Regions from separate parts of the Homo sapiens genome. Here region 2 is linked to region 1. Evidence: chromatin loops called from intact Hi-C (ENCODE). Cell type or tissue: sigmoid colon. All regions are shown on one strand. Links, peaks and the distances in the headings refer to the core of each region. The heading gives the core; the rest is flanking DNA.

Region 1 (11,253 bases), core at 983-8,982:
TGTACATATGTAATTTGTGTGTGTATGTGTATGTGTGTGTGTATATATATGTATGCATATATTCCTTTCTTTGAAAAATGGCAACAATCTATACACACTTTATTAAAATTTGTAGCTTGTGTACAGACACACATGTAAAACAAATACATATTTTAAAGACTATTTTAATATCTGGTCAATGTCCTTATCAATATGTAGAAGAAACCTCATTCTTTGTTATAGGTGCATAGCATTCCACTGTATACGAGGCCATGTCTTATGTGGCCTTTGCCTTATAGTAGACATTTATTTTGTTGTCCTAATTATAAGAATTAGGAAGACATTAATTTTGTCTTCCTAATTATAAGAAGTGCTACAATGAATTACATAGAAGCAGAATTTCTTGGTGAAAGGTTTTATTCATTGATAATTCAGATAGAAATTTCCAGTCTTCTGTTTCCACTAGGAATGTACTCTTTCTTCATTCAGGTTGGAGTCAACCCCTGCACATTTCACCTTGCTCAAATTTCTTATCCTGCTAAAATATATATGCTTGTACAGAGAGATAGATGATAGGTTGCCATTTGTAAAGCCAGGGGAACCCTAGTTTTTAAGCCACTCCATTCAGGACTGAGGCAAAATTTGAAATTAAGCCATGTTTACCAGAGACAAGACAATGTGATCTGGCTACAGCTTTTGACCTCTCAAATGTTTGCCTTTCCTCTCCACTCTTGTACTCTTAACATTGAGAGCTAGGATCTAGGGAACTGGGATCCAACTCTCTCCTGCTTAAATATTGTTCTGGTCCTCAGGCCTGAGGTTGGGGACTCAGCTCCCCATCTCTAGTTTCTGTCTGATAACCCCAACTAGTATCCCAACACTCCTAATCAATGGCTTGGGTCATTTTTATGGGGAGGGAAGTATTTTAAGTTGTAATCTTGACTATGGACATTGGAAAGACTTAAATAACATTTCGCAGACCACTGGATGGCTTTTTAGTTCAACAACTTTAATTAAAAACCTGAAGACATAAATCAACTTAATGTTATCTTAAGGAACTTAGTTAAAAACAGGTTGACAGAGGGAACATTCTATTAAAAATGTGATCCTAAGACTTAGTGTGCTTTTCCAAGAAATCTGTTGATCTTGGCTGTAAGAAATTTCAAGTCCTAAAAGAGGAGTAATACTTAGACAAAGACCAAGTGTATACTTTAATACAGAGATAATTTAAACCTCTTTCAGATTGTATTTCTTAAAACTGCAAAATTTGCTTGCTTCATTAAAAACGAGGCCTTTCAGACTGAATAATATAGTGAATTTACCATTAGCAAAAGTGACACTGAAATAGTCATTTTCACATATTTACAAAACTTAAGCCTATATTTAAGAAGACTGGAAAGGAAACAATTTTATACAATCAAGATAGTATAGGAGTTCTAAAATTAGTTCAGATGGAGGGACACTGTGTTCTTTGATAATAACATAAAATAGTTATCATAAAATTCAGTATCTAATGATGAATTATGGGCCTTAATGAAATACTGTTATAGAGTAGATTATATTATAAACCCATAGGCAACAAGTTTTTAAGAAAAATGTATGAAAAATACTTAATTGAGAAACCTCTAACATTAAAATATTTTGCTTTTTCTGCTGGAATACTAAAGAGCCAGCTTGCAGAGCATTGATGTTTCAAAAGAGAAAAAGTTCATCAGAGAAAAAAATAGATGCCTATTATTGGCTGTTGCTCTAATAAGCTTTTATTAGAAAATAGGTTGGCAATTAGTTCTGCGAAATTGAGCACATAGCTTTGAACTTGATGGTTCTGCTCTGTCTCTCAGTCTGATAAATATATATGAGTATATATATTTTTCATCATTGGCAACAAAATATCACTTTGGTCAGTACTTTCCTTAAGGGCTTGGAAATAAAACAGTGCATTTATTAAATTCCTTAGGGACCATGACCTTCAGGATATCTCTTCAAACTCTCACGGTTTTAGGAGCAGACACTTGGCATCTTAAAGGTTTTTAAAACAGAACCCCAATATCATGAAAAAAGAAATAGAAGACATGTAGATTTGGAAAATCAACTCGTTTCACTAATACCTGAATATTAAGAAGGGAGTATATGCTTTGAAAAACTTTTCCAGAGCATTCACTCTAATCGTAAAGATCAGTGTGGATCACCATGCTGTGTAAAGTTAAAAAACATCGCACTGGGTGTTTGAGAACAGGCACTTAGAGTTGCAATCAAAATGAAAACAAATTAGTGCAATTAATTTATTGATTTATAATATCCTTTTCCTTTGTGGTGATTATTTAAAATATTATGGTCTCATAAATAACTGGTTTGAACTGCTCTCATTTCTGTCTTAGATTATTGCAAGAGCTTTTTATAGTCTTCCTGCTTCTCTCTTGTGTCTTTTCCCTTAAAGGCTTGCCTCAACACAGCAGCCAGAGGAATCCAGTTAAGCCCATGGCAGACAATGTCATTCTTCTTTCAAAGCCCACCACATCTTTCCCATCTCATTTACAGTGAAAGCCTGAGTACCTATAAGCCCCAACAAGACCCTCACTCTTTCTTCTCTGGCTCCTTTTACCTAGTCACTGACCTCTTCAAAGGTCTTTAGAGACAGCAGACATGCTCTGCCACAGGGCCTTTGCACCTGCTTTCCCTCATACTTCCCCAGACATCCTCCAGGCTGACTCCTCTTATCCTTGGGATCAGTGAGGCTTGTTACCATCTAGGAACAAATCCTGCCTTATTTATTTTTCTTTGTTATCATAATTTGCAACATACTGAATATTTATTTACTGTTCTTATTTATTATCTCCCTCCCCTACAAGAATTTAAACTCAGTGAGGGCAGAGGCTCTTGTTTGTTTTGCTCACTATTGTATTGTTAATACTTAGAAGGGAGCCTGGTACATAGAAGATGCTCAATAAACATTTTCTGAATTCTTATAAGAATGAACACTAAGTGCCTCTGCCTTCATCATACAATGTCAGTGTTCCAAAGACCACCAGGAGCACACCTGCAGTTAAATTAGTTTACTTTATCAGTTATTGTGGGAAGGGAGGGTGCACACCATGGGAAGCCATGGGGTGTCTCAGTAAGAGGGTATTAGGAGGAAACTATCATATGATTTAGGTTTTGGCTGAGTGACTTGGTGAAGAGTCTAAGAAGGCAGGGATTTTCTCTAGATTAGATGTTGTCAGAAAGCAGAGGCGTTCCTGTGATTGGGTAAAGAATAGCAGTCATTCATTCAGCAAGAGAGAGGGATGTTTGGTATTTTGTGGGTTGCACAGTGACCTTCTTTTCTGATCTTAGACAATATTTAAAAGTGGCCTGGCTTTGTCTCATTTTATTATGGTCTGAGAGTAAACTTGTCCAGACTGGTATTCTGTGACATTGTTTAAGAGAAGCATTATGCAGCCTAGCTGTGAGTGTAGTACTCACAGTTTCTGAATGCCAAGGGTTGCTCTTTTTTTTCTTTTAATTTATCACAAGCAAGTAAGCTTCTTTGGGGAAGGAGTGAGAAGGGAGATAGGAATAAGTAGGGGATAGGAGATAGAGGCTTTTTTGCAGACTCTTGTAGCTGTACATGGTGGTCCTGTCTCCCTCAAAAGAACATCCCTCCTGCCACCTTCTTCACTGTCTCCTTCACTGTCAGGAGGAAGGGGCAGTGATGAGGTGAGGTGCTTGAGCCGACCTGAAATAGGCCCTGTCTGTTTGCTGCTTTTGCCACATTTGTCTCTGGTCAGGGTAAGAAGATTAGAACTATGAAACCAAGGTCAACATAGTAGCAGCTAAACCTTCCTCACTTCCTTCTACTAGAGGAGGGGTCAGGAGAAAGCTACTTCCCTTTACCTATGGCTTTAATGAGTATGTCATTTCATTGAAAATCATTTGTTCAGGGGCCTTTAAAATGTCTTCACAGAAGTTTCCTTGTTGAAGGAAAGGAACTAGTCCTTCCTATATATTCCCAGAACAGACCTTACTTCTAAGGAGAGAAACCTGGGCATTAAAATTTAAGGGACAAGTCCAGGTTAAATTCCTCATTCACTTCTACCTCCAATATCTTGCTAACTCTTTCTAAACATTGTCATTTAGAGGTTTGTTTACAGGAGCACATTTGCCTAGGCGGATTATGGAAGGGGGAAGGGAGAAAGAAAAGGAAGGTTGCTATTGCTGGTGATATGGTTAACTGTGGATAATTGCACAGGTTGCTATGCTACAAGAACTAGTCAAGATAAGGCAGAGCTCAGCGGTGGGGATTTTAATGGCATAGGTGGGGTGAGGGAAAGAGGTCTAGGGAAGCTCTGAAGCAAAGGGCACTTTTGGAAGGGCAGGCTTGGGGAGGTTCCTTGGTGAAGGAAGGACAAGAGAAACAGAGATTGCATGGTGGGACAGGGAAGGGAAAACAGTGTCTGAGAGGGGTCACGTGAGGGGATCTCCTCCCAACAAGCCATATTTAACTAGGAGGGCACACCAGTGCCCTGACCTGGCTGTATAGGAAGCAGAAACCTGACATACAGCAAGCAGAAGACACGGGCACAGGATTTTACTTATTTATTTTGTCTTTTTTGGTCGTGCACCCACACATTTTATCAGGAGCTATGTCTACCATCTGCCATGTAAGGTGCACCTCCAGTTCACCAGAACAAACAGTTCACCAGTTCTCTTTCAACTACAGTGTCTTCCCTGAGACACTGAGAACAATAATAACATTCCAAGATAGGAGAAGAGAATCACTTGGTAACTTTGTAATAAATGAACCAGGATGTTCTATGGTGGTGATGAGGGAGCCGACCAAAGGGGAAACAATAGTCAGTGGAAAACTATGTTTTGAATGAGACCAAAGCAGGAAGTATCTGGCAGGGTAGATTTTTCTTTTTTTGGTACACAAATATAGTCTTTTCTAATGTAACTCAATTTTAAATTTAAAGAAAAGCTTCTTCCCCCTTCTATTAATGAATGCATATGTAAATCTATTTTTCTTACCTGGAGGCAAAATATAATAAAAAATCAAAGAGAAGGGGAAGTTTTGAGTACCACAATTTTTCTTACTCATAAAATTAGATTCCCTTGAAAATACTATTCTCTTCAAATCATAATTTAGAGCTACAGTATGATATATTTCATGCTACTAAGTGGGGTAATCTTATTCAGCTTTGTGCATGGAGGAGTATATTCAATAAATGAAAATATCTACCTCTATAGCTCCTAAATACTGGTGTTTTGTGTTTATCCATTTACTTAGGCCTTCTTAAATGTCTTTGGAGGAAGTTTTGTGAATTACTTAAAATTTTTTTACAGCAGTGTCCAAGGCCTGAGAAATACCATGAGGTTTGGCTGGTGACACCTGGTGGTTAGACGTGATAATTACACACAACATGTAGCACAGGCTTTACTACAAGCCACAAAAGCACCTTGTATTGGTCCATTCTCACACTGCTAATGAAAACATTCCTGAGACTGGGTAATTTATAAAGAAAAAGAGAGTTAATGGACTCACAGATCCACATGGTTGGGGACCCCTCACAATCATGGCAGAAGGTGAAGGAGGAGCAAAATCACATCTTACATGGTGGCTGGCAAGAGAGCATGCTCAGGGGAACCACCCTTTATAAAACCATCAGATGGCATGAGACTTATTCATTATCACAAGAACAGCATGGGAAATCTCGCCCTTGTGATACAATTACCTGCCACCACGTCCCTCCTATGACAGGGAGAATAGGGGAGCTACAATTCAAGATGAGATTTGGCTGGAGACACAGCCAAACCATATCACTTCTCTATAAATCAGAGTTCCTGGTTGTAAGCAACCAAAACAAACCTTGCTTACTTGAGCAGAAAGGCGGTGTCCCTTGAGGACAATATCTCCACTTAACAGTAACATTATGGGCATCAGGTTCAGAATCTGGATGCCCCAGCTTGCTGCTCCTTGACACTGGAATTTACGTCACCACTGGCAATGTCACCTCAGCCTCCTTGAATCTCAATATCCAAATTCAAAGCCTAGATTAGGATGCATCTAATTGGACTGACGACAGTCATAGACCAATACCAAACCTGCAAGGAAGGCTGGGACATTTTGGCTTATTTAATGAAATATGGGCTTTGCCTTCCAAGATACTTATGGTGCAGAATTGACTACTGAGGAAAGGGGTCTGTATCCGGAGCACACAGCCAAAGGACAAATGTCTACTGGACACCTTAATCTCACTAGGCATCAGGCATAACCACAATGCATTTTCATCTTAATGACACACAAGACTGCAAACGTTTTATGCCATCAAACCCTTTGATGAGCTTTTACAAAAATAATTTCATAGTAGTTTTACAAAGAGATGACTAAAAAATAACTTGACAAAGTAGCCACTATCGTCTTCCCTCTTCTACTATCCAAACACCTACCTATCTTCTCTTTCTCTCTCTTTTTTTTTTTTTTTTTTTTGAGACTGAGTCTCGCTCTGTTGCCAGGCTGGAGGGCAGTGGTGTGATCTTGGTTCACTGCAACCGCCACCTCCCAGGTTGAAGCGATTCTCCTGCCTCAGCCTCCTCAGTAGCTGGGACTACAGGCATGTGCCACCACGCCAAGCTAATTTTTGTATTTTTGGTAGAGATGGGGTTTCCCCATGTTGGCCAGGATGGTCTTGATCTCTTGACCTTGTGACCATCTCGGCCTCACCAAAGTGCTGGGATTATAGGCGTGAGCCACCCTGCCTGGCTCTATCTTCTCTTTTAACTCCAGTGTCTTCCCTGAGACATTCTGTTACACCAGGGGTTTGGTCTAGGTCCTGTTGCTTGCTGCAGAGAAAGCCAATCACTGAGTCAAGGAGTATTGCTGGGGAAGAAGGCCTTATTTGGGTGCTGCAGCCAAGGAGAATAAAGGATCAGTCTGGAATCCATCTCCCCAAGCAACTAAAATTTGGGGTCTATAAAGTAGGGAAGAAAAGTAACTATGTGTGGGAAAACAGGAATTAAGGAAGGGTAAGAAAGAGGACTTGGTCAACAGGCAAGTGGTCAGTTAGGCAATCATGATGAGTGAGGCATCTGGTGTCTCATTGTTTAGATGTGATAATCTGGTAAGTTTCAGTTCCTTGAAACATTCTGGGAGGCTTGATGGTTGGTTTACCGAGAAAGGAACCCAGATAAGACAAATATAACTTTCTTAAGTTTTACCCTGGGAGGGTCAATTTCTAAGTTTATTCAGAAGAAACCCAAAACATCTATTCTTTGGGATAGTTGGGCTGGTTTTAATTTCTTGCCACTCAAATCACTTTCCTTTCCATTCCTACCTACTGCTTACTCCAAGAAGTAATTGCTCCAATAAATTATCATGTAGTACTTGTTATGCATTTTTATTATTTAAATTTTACATCACCTTGCCTTCCATATAAAGTGACATCAGGCAAGCCTTTTCATCTCTCTAAGCCTCAGTTTCCCCATTTGTAAAATGGAAATGTAATTATAAGCCTTATGTAGTTATTACAAGTTTAAAAAAAATATTTACAAAGCAGTTAAGCACAATGCCTGGGATTTGATGAGTTTTGCAAAATGATGGTAAATATTATTTCACATCTTTATCTGATCATGAACTCCTTAAAGGCAAGGACTACATCTTATTCATTTTGTTTTCTGGACATGGGGTCTGGTGCTCCATGAATGTTTGTTGAATTGCATTTCCTGCCCCTGAATAGAAGCTAGGTCTCTACATATGCTTCTATATCTCAATTTATTTATAGGCCTCTTTGAGACCTTTAAGTGATACACTTTACAAATAGTCATATATAATAATAATATCTATTTATTATTTGAGTCTTTTTCCTCAAAACTATGACTAACAGAAAATTAAATCTCTCCACAGGTCTTCTAGAGTGCACTAAAGCAGAAGATAACGTAACATTTTTATCTTACCATGAAAGTATTATCTGAAGGACAGTTAAAGCTTTGTGTTGTTCAACCAGTACATCTCACTTCATGGCTCCTTATATTTTTTATTCTAAAGTCTATCTCTTGTCTAAAACCTGCTCGACTTCCAATTTATCAAAGGAAACCTTTTATAGCTGCTTGGAATGCTCCAACAGATCAGTGTTTGATAAAATATAATTTAAGACTAAATTTGAAAATGTTTCCTGTGATTGGAAGCCCACTGGCCAAGGCCAGGGGGCAAAATGTCACTATATTTTATGTCAACAGATTGGGATACTATCCGTGGTATACATCACAAGGGGTCCCCATTAATGGAGGTCTCCCACAGAACATAAGTTTACAAGTACATCTGGAAAAAGCTGACCAAGATATTAATTATTACATCCCTGCTGAAGATTTCAGTGGACTTGCTGTTATAGATTGGGAATATTGGCGACCACAGTGGGCCCGGAACTGGAACTCAAAAGATGTTTACAGACAGAAGTCAAGAAAGCTTATTTCCGATATGGGAAAGAATGTATCAGCTACCGATATTGAATATTTAGCCAAAGTGACCTTTGAAGAAAGTGCAAAAGCTTTCATGAAGGAAACCATCAAATTGGGAATTAAGAGCCGACCCAAAGGCCTTTGGGGTTATTATTTATATCCTGATTGCCACAATTATAACGTTTATGCCCCAAACTACTCTGGGTCATGCCCAGAAGACGAAGTCTTGAGGAACAATGAGCTCTCTTGGCTCTGGAACAGCAGTGCTGCTTTATATCCTTCTATCGGTGTCTGGAAATCCCTTGGAGACAGTGAAAACATTTTGCGCTTCTCCAAATTTCGGGTGCATGAATCCATGAGGATCTCCACCATGACATCTCATGATTATGCTCTGCCTGTATTTGTCTACACAAGGCTAGGGTACAGAGATGAACCTTTATTTTTCCTTTCTAAGGTAAGAAGCTTCTTGTCCAATGGTGGGGGATTTCCTCCTTATCTCTAAAAGGACATTTCTTTGTTAATTATGTTCTTTGAAGAATTGATTTCAATTAATGGTTTGTTATATGGGAGCATAATTCTTCCTTGACTAGTCATGCATTTAGACTCTTCATTTATGGAAACTGAATTTTGATTATCTTACTCATTATTATTCTCTTAAGGAACAAAGTAAGGTGAGAAAGGGTTAAAGTAGATACCAGCAACGACTACATTTCCTGCACACCAACTTTAACTGTACTCACTTACAATCGGGCATTTTGGAAGGTTATTGAAATGATCGGCAGTGAGCAGGTTAGACAATCAAAAAGGATGTTTTGAAATGGAGTGTTTGCTCATACATGTGGAAGCAGAATTGTCTAGCCACTTAAACAAAAAAATTCTAGGGAAAGTAGTGGGTATTTTAATCTTTGTTTTGTTTTTTTTTTTTCTTCAAGATGGAGTTTTTTGTTCTTGTCACCTAGGCTGGAGTGTAATGATGCAATCTCGGCTCACTGCACCCCCCACCTCCTGGGTTCAAGCGATTCTCCTGCCTCAGCCTCCCAAGTAGCTGGGTTTACAGGTGCTCACCCCCCCCCACCCAGCTAATTTTTGTACTTTTAGTAAAGACGGGGTTTCACCATGTTGGACAGGCTGGCCTTGAACTCCTGACCTCAGGTGATCCACCCTCCTCGGCCTCCCAAAGTGCTGAGATTACAGGCATGAGCCACCGTGCCCAGCCTAATCTTTGGATTTGGATAATTTTGTGTAACCTTTCTACATTGAGAAGACTCAGGACTTGTGGAGGGCTTCACATGTGTGATGCAGTGATGTTTTAAGGTATTGCTGGATACCAGTGGTTTAATATATTTTAACAGAGGCATTTTTCCTTTCTCCACCATTACAAATTTCAACTCACCAATATCTGTTAAAGACGTTCTGAGTTCTAGGCATCCTAAGGAGGAGGCATAGAAAACACCCAGGTGAGGGCTCTACAGTGACCAGGTATCTTTGGAACATAAATGGAATGTATTCATCAGAGGGAGAAATGATGCATGTGTATGAAATATGGTAAATACCATACCTCCAACATCACTCATGAGGTGAAGGAGGAAGGAAAAAAAGTCTCTGTTGTGAACTTCTATTCATACCACCCAGAAAAATCAGTGAAAAATAATTGAATGAAGAATAATAGGAAGTCAGTACCGTCTGAAAGGTTTTAAAAAGTTATCTAGGCCGGGTGCAGTGGCTCACACCTGTAATCCCAGCTCTTTGGGAGGTTGAGGCAGGTGGATCACAAGGTCAGGAGTTTAAGACCAGCCTGACCAAGATAGTGAAACCTCATCTCTACTAAAAATACAAAAATTAGCTAGGTGTGGTGGTGGGTACCTGTAATCCCAGCTACTCAGGAGTCTGAGAAGAGAATTGCTTGAACTCGGGAGGCAGAGGTTGCAGTGAGCCGAGATTGTGCCACTGCACTCCAGCCTGGGCGACAGAGCGAAACTCCATCTCAAAAAAAAAAAAAAAGAAAGAAAGTTACGTAAATCTTTATAAAATAATCTTGACTCTGGAATGGAATCAAAATTTAAATACCAGTTTCTTTTGTAAGACGTCTTTTCTATATTTGACTCAACCAAGTTCCTTTCTTTAGTGATAATAAATTGACTTTTGGAAGAAACAATAAACTCTGAGGGACAAAACGTTCATTTCAAAAGATGAATTTAGACTACTGGGACATTCTGCACATTCTGTGAACCTGGTATAAGCTTCTTTTTCTATAGCTACAGCCACGGAAATGCTTTCTTTCCTCAGGAAAAAAGGAGCAACAGTTTGGGTTTCATCTCATTCTGCACTCTTTTTTTCCGAGTGGCAAGCTATTTCCAAGTGTTTTAAACTATAAGTGTACCCACCATTGTACCCTATTGACTTTAAAAATCTGCCCATGATTTTTTTTTTTTTTTTTAGATGGAGTTTCCCTCTGTCTCCCAGGCTGGAGTGCAGTGGCGCGATTTCGGCTCACTGTGACCTCTGCCTCCCGGGTTCAAGTGATTCTCCTGCCTCAGCCTCCAAGTAGCTGAGGTTACACTGCATGCGCCGCCATGCCCAGCTAATTTTTGTGTTTTTAGTAGAGACGGGGTTTTGCCGTGTTGGCCAGGCTGGTTTCGAACTCCTGACCTCAAGAGATCCACCCGCCTTGGCCTCCCAAAGCGCTGGGATTTTAGGTGTGAGCCACTGCGCCCGGCCCCGCCCATAATTTTTTAAAAGCCTGATATTCATTTGTACCAAACTCTTAATGACCATTAATGGCTTCCATTTCTGATTTTCCCAACAATGTCTGAATTTTAGAATGCACACACACATACAGTTAAG
Region 2 (11,253 bases), core at 1,389-9,388, 370 kb before region 1:
GATACTACATGAGTAAAAATCAGCAGGAATGTAGACTTCTCAAGAAATTCAGATAACAAAGTTATTTTATTTAAAACTATAAAATATATACTAAAATGGAAAAAATATTAAAAATATAATAAACTTCAAATGCATTTGAAAAATGCCAAATAAAACTTCCACATATTATGTTGATATTTTTTCATTTAAAACTTAGGAAATAGGTTAAACAGGAGTTTAGAGAAGCTCTGAAAGAAAATTAGTATGCAAAAAGATACATATGAAGAAACTGTCCCAAAAGCAGCAAAAAAAAACATAAGAGATAAAAGTATAAAATGAAAAACAGTGTTAAAAATGTCAACATATATCTGCTAGGATTTTCAAGATGAAAAACTAGAGAGAATGGAGAAAAGTTAATATCAGAGATAGTGGCTAAGAATTATCCAGAATTTATAAAAATCACATATTCTCAAGCACATAATGCAACAAAATTCCAAGGAGGATGAAAATAAATGAAGGGAAATTTAAATTCATAATAGTAAACAGATAAGTATAAAAAAGAAATAAATCTTTAAAAATAATAAGAGGAGCAAATATAAAACAAACAGTGAAAGATGACAAATTTATATCCAACCATATTAATAATCACATTAAATGTAAATAGTCTAAACATCCAAATTAAAAGGAAGAGATCATCTAATTGGATTTTTAAAATAAGATCCAGTTATATGTTGCCTACAAAAAACACATTTTGAATATAAAGACACAAAGAAGTTAAAAATTACAAAATATAAAAAGATATACTAAACTAACAGTGATCAAAAGGAAAATGGAAAGGACATATCAATATCAGGCAAAGTAGATTTAACAGCAAAAAATATCATAAGGAATAAGGAAGGTCATTTAAATAAAGGACTCAATTCATCAACAAGACATAGTAATGCTAAATGTTTTTACATCTAATAAGAAAGTTTCACAATACATGAAGCAAAATCTGATAAAATTGAAAAGACAAATAGGAAAATTCACAATTACAGTCTGAGATTTCAATACCCCCTCACAATAACTGATATACAAATAAATGGGAAATTTGTAAAAATAAAGAAAATTTAAACAACATTATCAATTAACTTGATCTAATGGCCATTTATTGATCACTACACCCAACCATAATAGAATGCAAATTCTTCCTACATGCACACAGAATATTCTCCAATGTAATTTGTATTCTAGTTGTTAAAATAAGTATCAATAAATTTAAAAGAACTCAAATTGGCCGGGTGCATTGGCTCACGCCTGTAATCTCAGCACTTTGGAAGGCAGAGGTGGGCAGATCACCTGAGGTCAGGAGTTCATGAGCAGCCTGACCAACATGGAGAAACCCCATCTCTACTAAAAATACAAAATTAGCCGGGTGTGGTGGCAAGTGCCTGTAATCCCAGCTACTCAGGAGGCTGAGGCAGGAGAATCGCTTGAACCCGGGAGTCAGAGGTTGTGGTGAGCCAAGATCATGCCATTGCACTCCAGCCTGGGCAACAAGAGCAAAACACCATCTTGGAAAAAAAAAAAAACAAACAAACCTCAAACCTCAAACCTCAAATTATACAAAATTACATTCTCTCATTACAATAAAATTAGAAATCAATAACAGAAAGATATCTGAAAAATCCCCAACTATTTAGCAATTAAATAACCTACTTCTAAGTATCCCATGGGTCAAGAAATAATCAAAAGGATAATTAGAAAGTATTTTGAACTGAAAGAAAATTTCAACTCAACATATCAAAATGTGAGGATGCAGCTGAAGCAGTACTTAAGGGAAAATTTACAGCACCAAACACCTATAATTAGGAAAGAAGAAAGGTCTCAAATCAAATGACCTCAGCTTCCACCACAGGACTAGAAGAGGAGTAAACTGAACCAAAGGTAAGCATAATGAAGGAAATAAATAACAATAGAAATTAACAAAATGGAACAGAGAAAAAGAACTGGGAAAAATCAGGGGAAGAGTAATAAAACTGATAAATCCCTAGGCAGACTGATCAGGAAAAAAAGAAGGAAACACAAAATTACCAGTATCAGTAATTGAGGTAACATCACTATAGATCCTATAGGTATTAAAAGGATAACATGGAACATTATTAACATCTTTATGCCAATAAATCCAACAACTCAGAAAAAAATTACCAATTCCTTTAAAGACAATAACTATCAAAGCTTACTCAATGATAAATAAGTCACATGAATACCCCTATATTTATTAAAGAATTGAATTTATAGTTTAAACCTTCCCACAAAGAAAATTCCAGACCTAGTTGGTGTCACTGTTGAATTCCTAACATTTTATGAAGAGATCCTACTAATTCTACACGAACTGTTTTAGAAAATTGAAGAGCACAGAGGAGATTAGCATTATCCAAATACTAAAACCAGACAGTAACATAACAAGGAAAAAAAAGTCACAGATCAATATCCCTTAGGAATGTAGATGCAAAAATTCCAAAACAAAATTTTGGCAAATCAAGTCTGACAATACATAAAGACAAGGCATTAACAGGGCCTTTGGGGATGTGATTAGGTAATGAGGGTGGAACCCTCATGAATGGGATTATTGCCCTTATTAAATAGACCCAAGAAAGCTCTTCATCCTTTCTGCTATGTGAGATCACAGTGAGAAGGCACCATCTATGAACCAGGAAACAAACCATCCCCAGACACTGAGTCTGCTGGTGCCCTTGGAGTTCCCAGACTTGAGAACTCTAAAAAATAAATTTCTGTTATTTATATATATGGCATTTTGTTATAGTAGCCTGAATGGACTACGAACTTAACAAAGATACAAAGGCAATGCAATGGAGAAATGACAGTGTTTTCAACAAATGCTAAAGGAACGACTGGATGTTCAAAAGCAAAAAGTTTAAACATTCATCTCAACACATATCTCACATCTCATACAAAATTTATTTCAAACTGGATGTTATACCTAAATTCAAAATATAACACTATAAAACTTCCAGAGCACATAGGAGAAAAGCTGTGTGACCTTAAGTTTGGTGATGAGTTTTTAGGTATAACACCAAAAGCATGATTCACACGAGAAGAAACTAATAGGACTTATTGAAATTAAAAACTTTTGCTCTAAGAAAGACACTGTTAAGAGAATGAAAAGACATGCCAAAGACTGAAAGAATGGAAACCTGCCTGAGCGGGGAAAGGGTAGATCCTCTGAACACACCCTCACCTCTCAGTTCCTTTCCTCACCACTAGCTGCTGTTTCTCTTCTGTACTCCTTTGGGAGATGAGTGAATGAGAAGGGGTAGTTCTTACTCACCCCACTCTCCAGGCCTCTCAGATGATTCAAACTCACCATCCTGAGGATCTTGAGCTGAACCGCAACTCCCCTGGCCCAAGACAGATGTATCTGCACTCTAGGTAGCCACTTAGGGATAATCTAGCTGTTCACTTCAAGCTTCTTTCTGACAAGATCCCTTCACTTCTATAGCTGGTCCTATTAAACAGGACCAAGAGCACCTCAAATTGCCCTGTTGCAGGCTCAATCTCTCTTGTATTCTCTACTGTATAGTCCCCTTTTGATAGAAAACAAAGATACATCTCTGTTTTAAAAATCCTGGGAGTGCTATAAATAATGCGGCAGCACTCTCCAATATCAAAGAAGTCTGAAAGCCCTCCTCTAGTTCTCTAGGTTTCTTTGTTTGGACTCAGACCCCAGTCTACCATCCTGGTCAAGGTTCAGGCAACAATCCTCGTTGTCCCCCAAACACAGGGAACATTTCCAAGCTCACCAGGAATACTCCCTTGAAGCTCCTTTCACTAGGCATTTGGTCAGAAAATAACACAACCTACCCACCCCAACCCCAAAGCATAGCAATGGCTCTCTCCAAAAAAAACCTACCTTACTAACCTCTTCAAATCTCTCCTAGCCCTTCTTATATGTTTTATCTTGCTAAGTGACCCATGAGCCAAGAAATAGGTCCTATTTTACTTGGTTTGTAAATTCTTTATGAGGGAGAGAGAGATTGACTCTCATTGACTCTGGTATCCTGATATCTCACCTATTGGAGCCTCAGTCAAAAATAAGGCAGGGTGATAGCACCCTCCAGAAGGGCTAAAATGAAAAAGACAGAAGCGTCCAATGTTGGAGTGGATGACAGCAATTAAAACTCTGATACTCTTTCATAGGAGTTTAAAATGGTACAACCTCTAAAAAACCATCTGGCAGGATTTGCTAAAGCTGAATTACGTATATCCTATGAACCAGCAATTCCACTGCTAGGTTTACACCCTGAGAGAAATGTGTGTGTATGTGTGTGTGTGTGTGTGTGTGTGTGTGTGTGTGTGTGTGTGTGCATGTGTGTATATATACATATACACAAGTAGTACTACTACAAACATCTTTTGGTGAATATATATACATATACACATATTTGCCAAAAACTAGTTGGGGGGGCAGGGAGGAGGGGTGGGAAGGACCAAATCCACAGTAAAATGGATACATAAGTTATGGCACATCCATGCAATGGCATACAAAGGGCAACTACTCACAACAGCAAGGATCGGTCTCATGACATAATATTGAATTTTGAAAAACAAACAAAAAATTATATTCTGCATAATTCTGCCTATATAAAATTTTTAAATAGACAAAACAACCCCAATTATTCTATTTAGAATATGGGATACTTAGCACCTTTTTTTCCAAGTAATGGCCCTAGTGACAATTCAGAACGATAAAAGAGATCACCCTCAACATACTGCTATAAAAAGACATGAAAATCAAATATTATTGCCTGGAGATAGCCTCCTCTTTGACATATTACCTTATACAGCTAAGTTTATTTTCTTAAATTAATATCATTTTGCTTTTATTACTGAAGAACAGACTACCTCGAGGAAAAGTTAAGTTTCATATTATGAATTATAGCTCAAAGTATACAATTATCATTATGAGCCACAAGAGGGCAGCAGCTCCAAGGAATGGAGTTATGAATATGAAATGAAGAAAATTACAGAAGAGCAATATAAATTATTGAGCTTGTAAACCACAGATTTTTTAACAGAACTTAAAAATTATTATTCCAAGGCTTTTAATTTGGAATTTTAGAACTAGAAAAACCCGAAAGATGTCTCTTTTATATAAGAAACTTCATGGATTTCATTTTCCTCCATATATAAATCATATGTGGACTTATATAAAATATATCTGTTCTACTTTAGTATGAAAATTCTGTATAAAATCATTTGCCATAGAACAATAGCTCGCATATGTATAGGTCCTTGTACTTTTTGAAATACTTTCATAAATGTAATATTTTATACTTTTTACTCTATTAAGCCCTCTGAAGTAGACAGGCCAAAAATTATTAATTCCTTTTGATAGATGAAGAAATCGAGGTTTAGGATAAGTGAGAAACTTGTCCTAATTAACACCACTAATAAGTAGAACAGGCAGAAGCTCATTCAACATATTTTCTATTATTTTGCACAGTTGTCTGTTAACCACACAAAGATAACAATGGTATCCTTTAGTCACATAAGAATTTAGAATATTATTTTAACAGAGCTCTGCTCTAACAGAATGTTAGTTTTAAACTTGTCAATAAGACCTTTCATAGATACCTGGCTAACGATGTTCTCTATTGAAGTACTGACACTTAATAATCTTTGTTATCATCTGACAGAAAAAATGGAAGTAGAAGTGAAGTTTAAAGTAAAATAAGCAGTATTTCCAGAGGACAATGATTAGGATAAAATGGAAAACAGACACACAATTCTAGGGAGCAGGCTTAACAGTTACCTCAAATACTACCATAGTAGTTGTAAATATTTACCATAAGCTATAAATATTCCTAAAGCCACTCAATTTTTACGTTACCAGGAAAATGAATTTATTAATATTGTTTATTAGCCCTAATGTTTAATTATATTATTTTTGGTAAATAGCATATTATCTTATAGCTATAAAAAGACTCAATATCTGATGCTTAAAAATGTAGCCAATTAGAAAGGAAACTGCAACTTGAGGAACAGAACATATAACATCCACAAAAAAAATAGTATGTAATGAAACAAACAAATGGAAGAAAATTTGCTTAGTGTTATAAATAATCAGAGAGAGGTCAAAAATTTATTTCCTTGGACTAAAATATCCCATTCAACTACAAAAGCCAATTGAGGCTATTTCTAGGTTTTAAATTTTTCTGTGTCTTCATAAGGGTCTAATTTCTCCACTCTCAGATATCTGGTGTATTAAGTAACTCTTCTGCTCCAGTTATTTCCACCTTACCAGGTACTGCTGGCAAAGCAGAAGCTAGAGACAGTTGCATTAGTATAACCCTGGATTTCTTCCTTTCATTCATTCATTCATTCATTTTATGAACATTTGTTGGGCATATGAGCTAAGCACAGTAAAAGGCAGCTCATCAAAAAATAAATGAATTATTCCCTCATGGCAGAAATAAATGTTAAACAAAAGATGTATTATTACTAAAGAAATAACTGAGACTGAAAAAAAGATGTAGTATTACCAACTGTGGTGATAAAAATGAAAAGTTTCAGGTGCAATGAGGACCATAAGATGACAAAAGAATATCCAACTTATGTTGTCATTCACAAAAACCTTTAAGCAGGTGACATTTAACCTGAGATCCAAAGGTGGGCAATGGAGAAACACCTCCAAGAAGGGGAATCGTGTATCTACTGCCTGGGTAAAGAGTGCCTGGCTTGTTCAAATAACTGAAACTTTTAATTTATCCATGACTAGCACACACACTGTAGAAGAAATAAGGTATAAAAGTCAAGGTGTAGAGAATATACATTTATATAGTATTATTAATAAGGGGGAATTTTAAAAATATTGCCAAGCCCCTTCTCTAAAGAGCAAAATCAGACAGGATGCTGGATTGAGGGATTAAAGAACAGCTCAACTCTGAGTTCAAAATTCCCAAACCACAAGAAAACTAGATTACACAGTACTTTCTCTCTTTATCTCACATGAATGAGGATCAAATGAAATAATATACTAAAACTGCATAATTCACAAAGCAGTATGTACATTTTAATTGTTAATATAAAAGCATTTCTAATTTCATTTCAGCCTTAATTCTTATTCCAAATATAAAGTGGTATTCATCTTTCAAAATTCTCTACTGCAAATTTCCAAGACATCTCCCTAAAATAATAACACCTTCCTTTTGTCTGCAGTAAATCTGTTTTTCCTATTAATGAAGAATTTAAAAATATTTTTTGCAAAGCCTGTGTCCAACTTACATTCTAATGCATTATAAAGAAATTCAAAATCTTCATTTGTTTTAGGATTATGCCTCCGGTGATAGTCCAATTTTATCCATTCTTCTTTTTCTCTTATCTTCCTTAGTTCTTGCTGTGTTTCCCATTCCAGTCTTAAGCTTTTCTGTCTTCTTAAATTCTCTACGAAGATTTTAGCATGCCATTGCCTGTAGTAAGTCTGTATCACTATCACCTATAGTTAAATTAAAAGGAAATAGAAAGTGCCTATCATCAACTTTTTGATCAGACAATAAAGGCAATGATGATTATTTCAATTCCAATTCCACAACAAAATAACTGAGTCTAGTTTTAGCTCCAAATACATATTTTCACAAACACTAACATAAAAAACATGTATAATGCATGTGACTGCTATTTGACTTTGACATCTCGCAAATATACCTTCCCAGAAGGATGTTTGTACGATCCTTAACAGAATAGACTCTGGAGTAAAACTTAGTTTGAATCTTCCTTCTGCTACTCACTAGTTGTTTGATTGGATAAGTTACTTGCCATCTCTATGCTTTAGTACCCTCATGTGTAAAACAGTGATAATAAGAGTATACATATAAAGTGCTTAACCCAAGCCTGGTACATCATGAGTCCTCAATAAATACTATTATTGTCATACATATTAATTATCTCCATCTTATCTTAAATGCCACTAGCTTAGGCTCATGTTTATAACAAAACTGTGTTTTCCTAAATACACATCAGGTAGGTATGTGTGGAAACCACCAAAGGCAGGTTAGATAAAATGGAGACTGAAGCAAACAAATATTTATTAACTTGTATGAAACATGAATATGTTTGAAAGTACACCATAGTACTAAACCCTCAAAAAGTTTATGATATAGCTGAGAGAGTTTATCATTTTTTTCTGAGAGTTTATAATTTTATTTATTAAACTCATAAATAAAAATAAAATGTGAAGAGGCCGGATCAAGACTGATGATAGAGCTTATGCTGATGCATCCCTTACTCTCATCCTAATGCCTAATAATTGTAGAAAAACTATGTAAAGCAGATATCGACAAAGATACTAGATCAAACTGAAGGGGTCCCCCAAAAGAATAGAAACTTTGAAGAATCCCTTCAACAAAAGAGGCCAGTAGAATTAATTGAAGAAAGAGTCTGTAACCTAATCATGCACTGGAGAAGCAAGTCAGAAAAAACAAGGGGCTCTAGGACTGCTCTAAGCCCAAAACTGATGGATGGTCTGAGCAGAGTGGCCACTAACCAGGTGACTTTAAAAACTGCAAAAGGGATAGGTTCCTCTAAAATAATTAGGCAAGGAGCAACAGAGATATTTGTCCCTAGGCAAGAGTGGTGAGTGTCCCAGAAGGTGACACCCAGGATGAAAAAAAAAAAGCCCCCTATCCAGAAAACTAGGTTTCTCCCATAATCAAGCTTTACATTTCCCCTAAAATCATGGGGTCAGACTGGGTGAACCAATATGCTATTGGCACACTGGACATTAAGAATCTCAAACACATCAGCGGCATCTAGAAAACTATTAGCAATGCAAATTTTCAGGCCCCACCCCAGAGCTATTGATCAGAAACTCCTGGGTAAGCACAGCATTCTATATATTCATGAGCCCTCCAGATGATGCTTATAGTAAAGTTTTAGAACTACTAGAGTAAATCAAAACAAAACAAAATACAAGAGCAGACTAGATATAGTTAATATTTTCACAGAGAAAGGAAAGGCTATCAGTATAAAATAATATAATGAACCAAGAAAAAAGACTGGCAAAAATTTTATTTTTGAAATTTAAAAAATTAATAGAATATGGATTAGCCTGAGTGCTATTAAACTTGTTCAACTTATTTAAAACACCAAAACACAGTTGTTTAAACAACACAGAAGTTTTTTCCCTTTCACATGACAATCCAGGGATTAGCAAAGCAGTTTAGGGCTCGTAGGAAAGCTCTGTCATATTTAACAAATGGCTTCCTACTTATATGTCCCAGATGGCTGGTCCACTTACCATCTTCCAACCAGTAAATAGAGGGAAAAGGAACAAAGAGCATTTTAAGAATGATAACTGTAAGTGGCTCACATTGTCCCTCACATCTCGCTGTCCAGATCTTAGTTATATGGCCTCACTGATACACAAGGGAAGTGATGAAATGTGGTCATCAGTGGAACAGCCACATGCTCAGATAAAGCTTTATTACAATAGGAGAAGGGAAAAAATGGGTATTGACAGAGAACTAGTAGTTTCTTGTAAGCTGATCTGCAGAATGTGTAGAACATAAGAAGTAATAAGTAGGTAAGAAAATTAGGTGAGAAAATCTTTTAGCATGCAGGACAAAGGCTCATAAAAATTTAAATGAATGAATGAAAAATAAGAGACACAAAAGATAAATCCCAGCATTCCAAAATGTTTCCTTTTTTTCTTTTTTTCTTTTTAGGCGAAGTCTCACTGTCACCCAGGCTAGAGTGCAGTGGTGTGATCTCAGCTCACTGCAGCCTCCGCCTCCTGGGTTCAAGTGATTCTCATGCTTCCCCTCCTGAGCAGTTGGGACCACAGGCACGTGCCACTATGCCTAGCTAATTCTTGTATTTTTAGTAGAGACAGGGTTTCACCAAGTTGCCGAGCTTGGTCTCCAACTCCTGGCCTCGAGTGATCTGCCCACTTCAGCCTCCCAAAGTACTGGGATTACAAGCATGTGCCTCAGCATCTGGCCTCATCCCAAAATATTTCTGAGATAAGTTCCAGATAAAATAAGGAAAGTTGATTACAGAAATTCATAAAAACATAATAGAGGTATATTTCCCACAGCAAGACATGGACTCTCGGAAAGGGTACATCACCAAGTCTCAAGCATATTACAATAAGATTACCAAATACCAAGGATAAAGTGAAAATCCTGACAGCTTCTAGAAAGAGGAAACAAAGAAAGGAGGGGGCAGAAAATGAAGAAAAGCCTAGTAAGGTTCTTGACTTATTCATGGAAACGATATATAGGCTGATTAGATATGCACTTGGTATAAAAAAATTAGTTATGTTAAAAAATGTGTATGAGTAACTGTCAGAGGCGTGTGAACCAGAGCAACTCCATCTTGAATAGGAGCTGGGTGAAATGCGGCTGAAACTTACTGGGCTGCATTCCCAGACAGCTAGGCATTGTAAGCCACAGGATAAGATAAGAGGTCAGTACAAGATACAAGTCATAAAGACCTTGCTAATAAAACAGGTTGCAGTAAAGAAGCCAGCTAAATCCCACCAAAACCAACATGGCGACAAGAGCGACCTCTGGTCATCCTCACTGCTACACTCCCACCAGCGCCAAGACAGTTTACAAATGCCATGGCAATATCAGGAAGTTACCCTATATGGTCTAAAAAGGGGAGGCATGAATAATCCACCCCTTGTTTAGCATATCATCAAGAAATAACCATAAAAATGGGCAACCAGCACCAGGCAACCCTCAGGTCTGCTCTGTCTGTGGAGTAGCCATTCTTTTGTTCCTTTACTTTCTTAATAAACTTGCTTTTACTTTATTCTATGGACTTGCCCTGAATTAGTTCTTGTGGGAGATCCAAGAACCCTCTCTTGGGGTCTGGATCGGGACCACTTTTCTGTAACATAACCACTAGAAAAAACAAAATACTTATTTCTGAACTATGAAAGAACAAAAAAAGAAACATTTATTCAAACCAACAAAAAGAAAAGGCTAAAAAAAGCATAAACAAATAAGAATAATTAGTAAATAAAACAAAATGAAATAGCAAGAATGAGTCCAAAAATATCAGTAGTCACGCAAAATATCATCTTTCTTGAAACAAGAAAGATTTAAAATAGTAAGCAGTGAACTCAAAACCTATTAAAAAAATAAAATAAACATGACCCAAGTAGAAAGGAATCAAGGTTAAAAGAACTTATTAAACGGAAATGTACTCCCTATACCGGCTTTTAACAAATTCCTCTGTTAACAGGTCACACCTCACTTCCACCTC

What was found. A loop is a pair of places that touch in the nucleus more often than their neighbours do. Peaks named below come from ENCODE experiments on the same cell type or tissue, not always from the same donor. Only the 100,000 strongest peaks of a DNase experiment are listed, where the experiment ranks them.
Region 2: a loop joins it to region 1, with 5 times the contacts of the local background. A loop is called at or near these places in 56 of 110 quality-filtered maps.

The regions. Positions count from the first base shown.
Region 1 is chr7:123,860,365-123,871,617 of GRCh38, forward strand. It overlaps HYAL4 (hyaluronidase 4), which reads left to right. Exons shown (of 5, transcript NM_012269.3): 3 at 7,859-8,863. The coding sequence starts at 7,910. Among named protein-coding and RNA genes, the nearest start is that of HYAL4, 21 kb to the left of the region's middle. In sigmoid colon, for the core only: a CTCF peak has its summit at 5,353 (motif pointing left); no DNase peak of the experiment used is centred there; H3K27ac peaks cover 1,108 bases.
Region 2 is chr7:123,489,430-123,500,682 of GRCh38, forward strand. It overlaps IQUB (IQ motif and ubiquitin domain containing), which reads right to left. Exons shown (of 13, transcript NM_178827.5): 7 at 7,267-7,477. Among named protein-coding and RNA genes, the nearest start is that of IQUB, 40 kb to the right of the region's middle. In sigmoid colon, for the core only: CTCF peaks have their summits at 4,963 (motif pointing right) and 5,168; no DNase peak of the experiment used is centred there.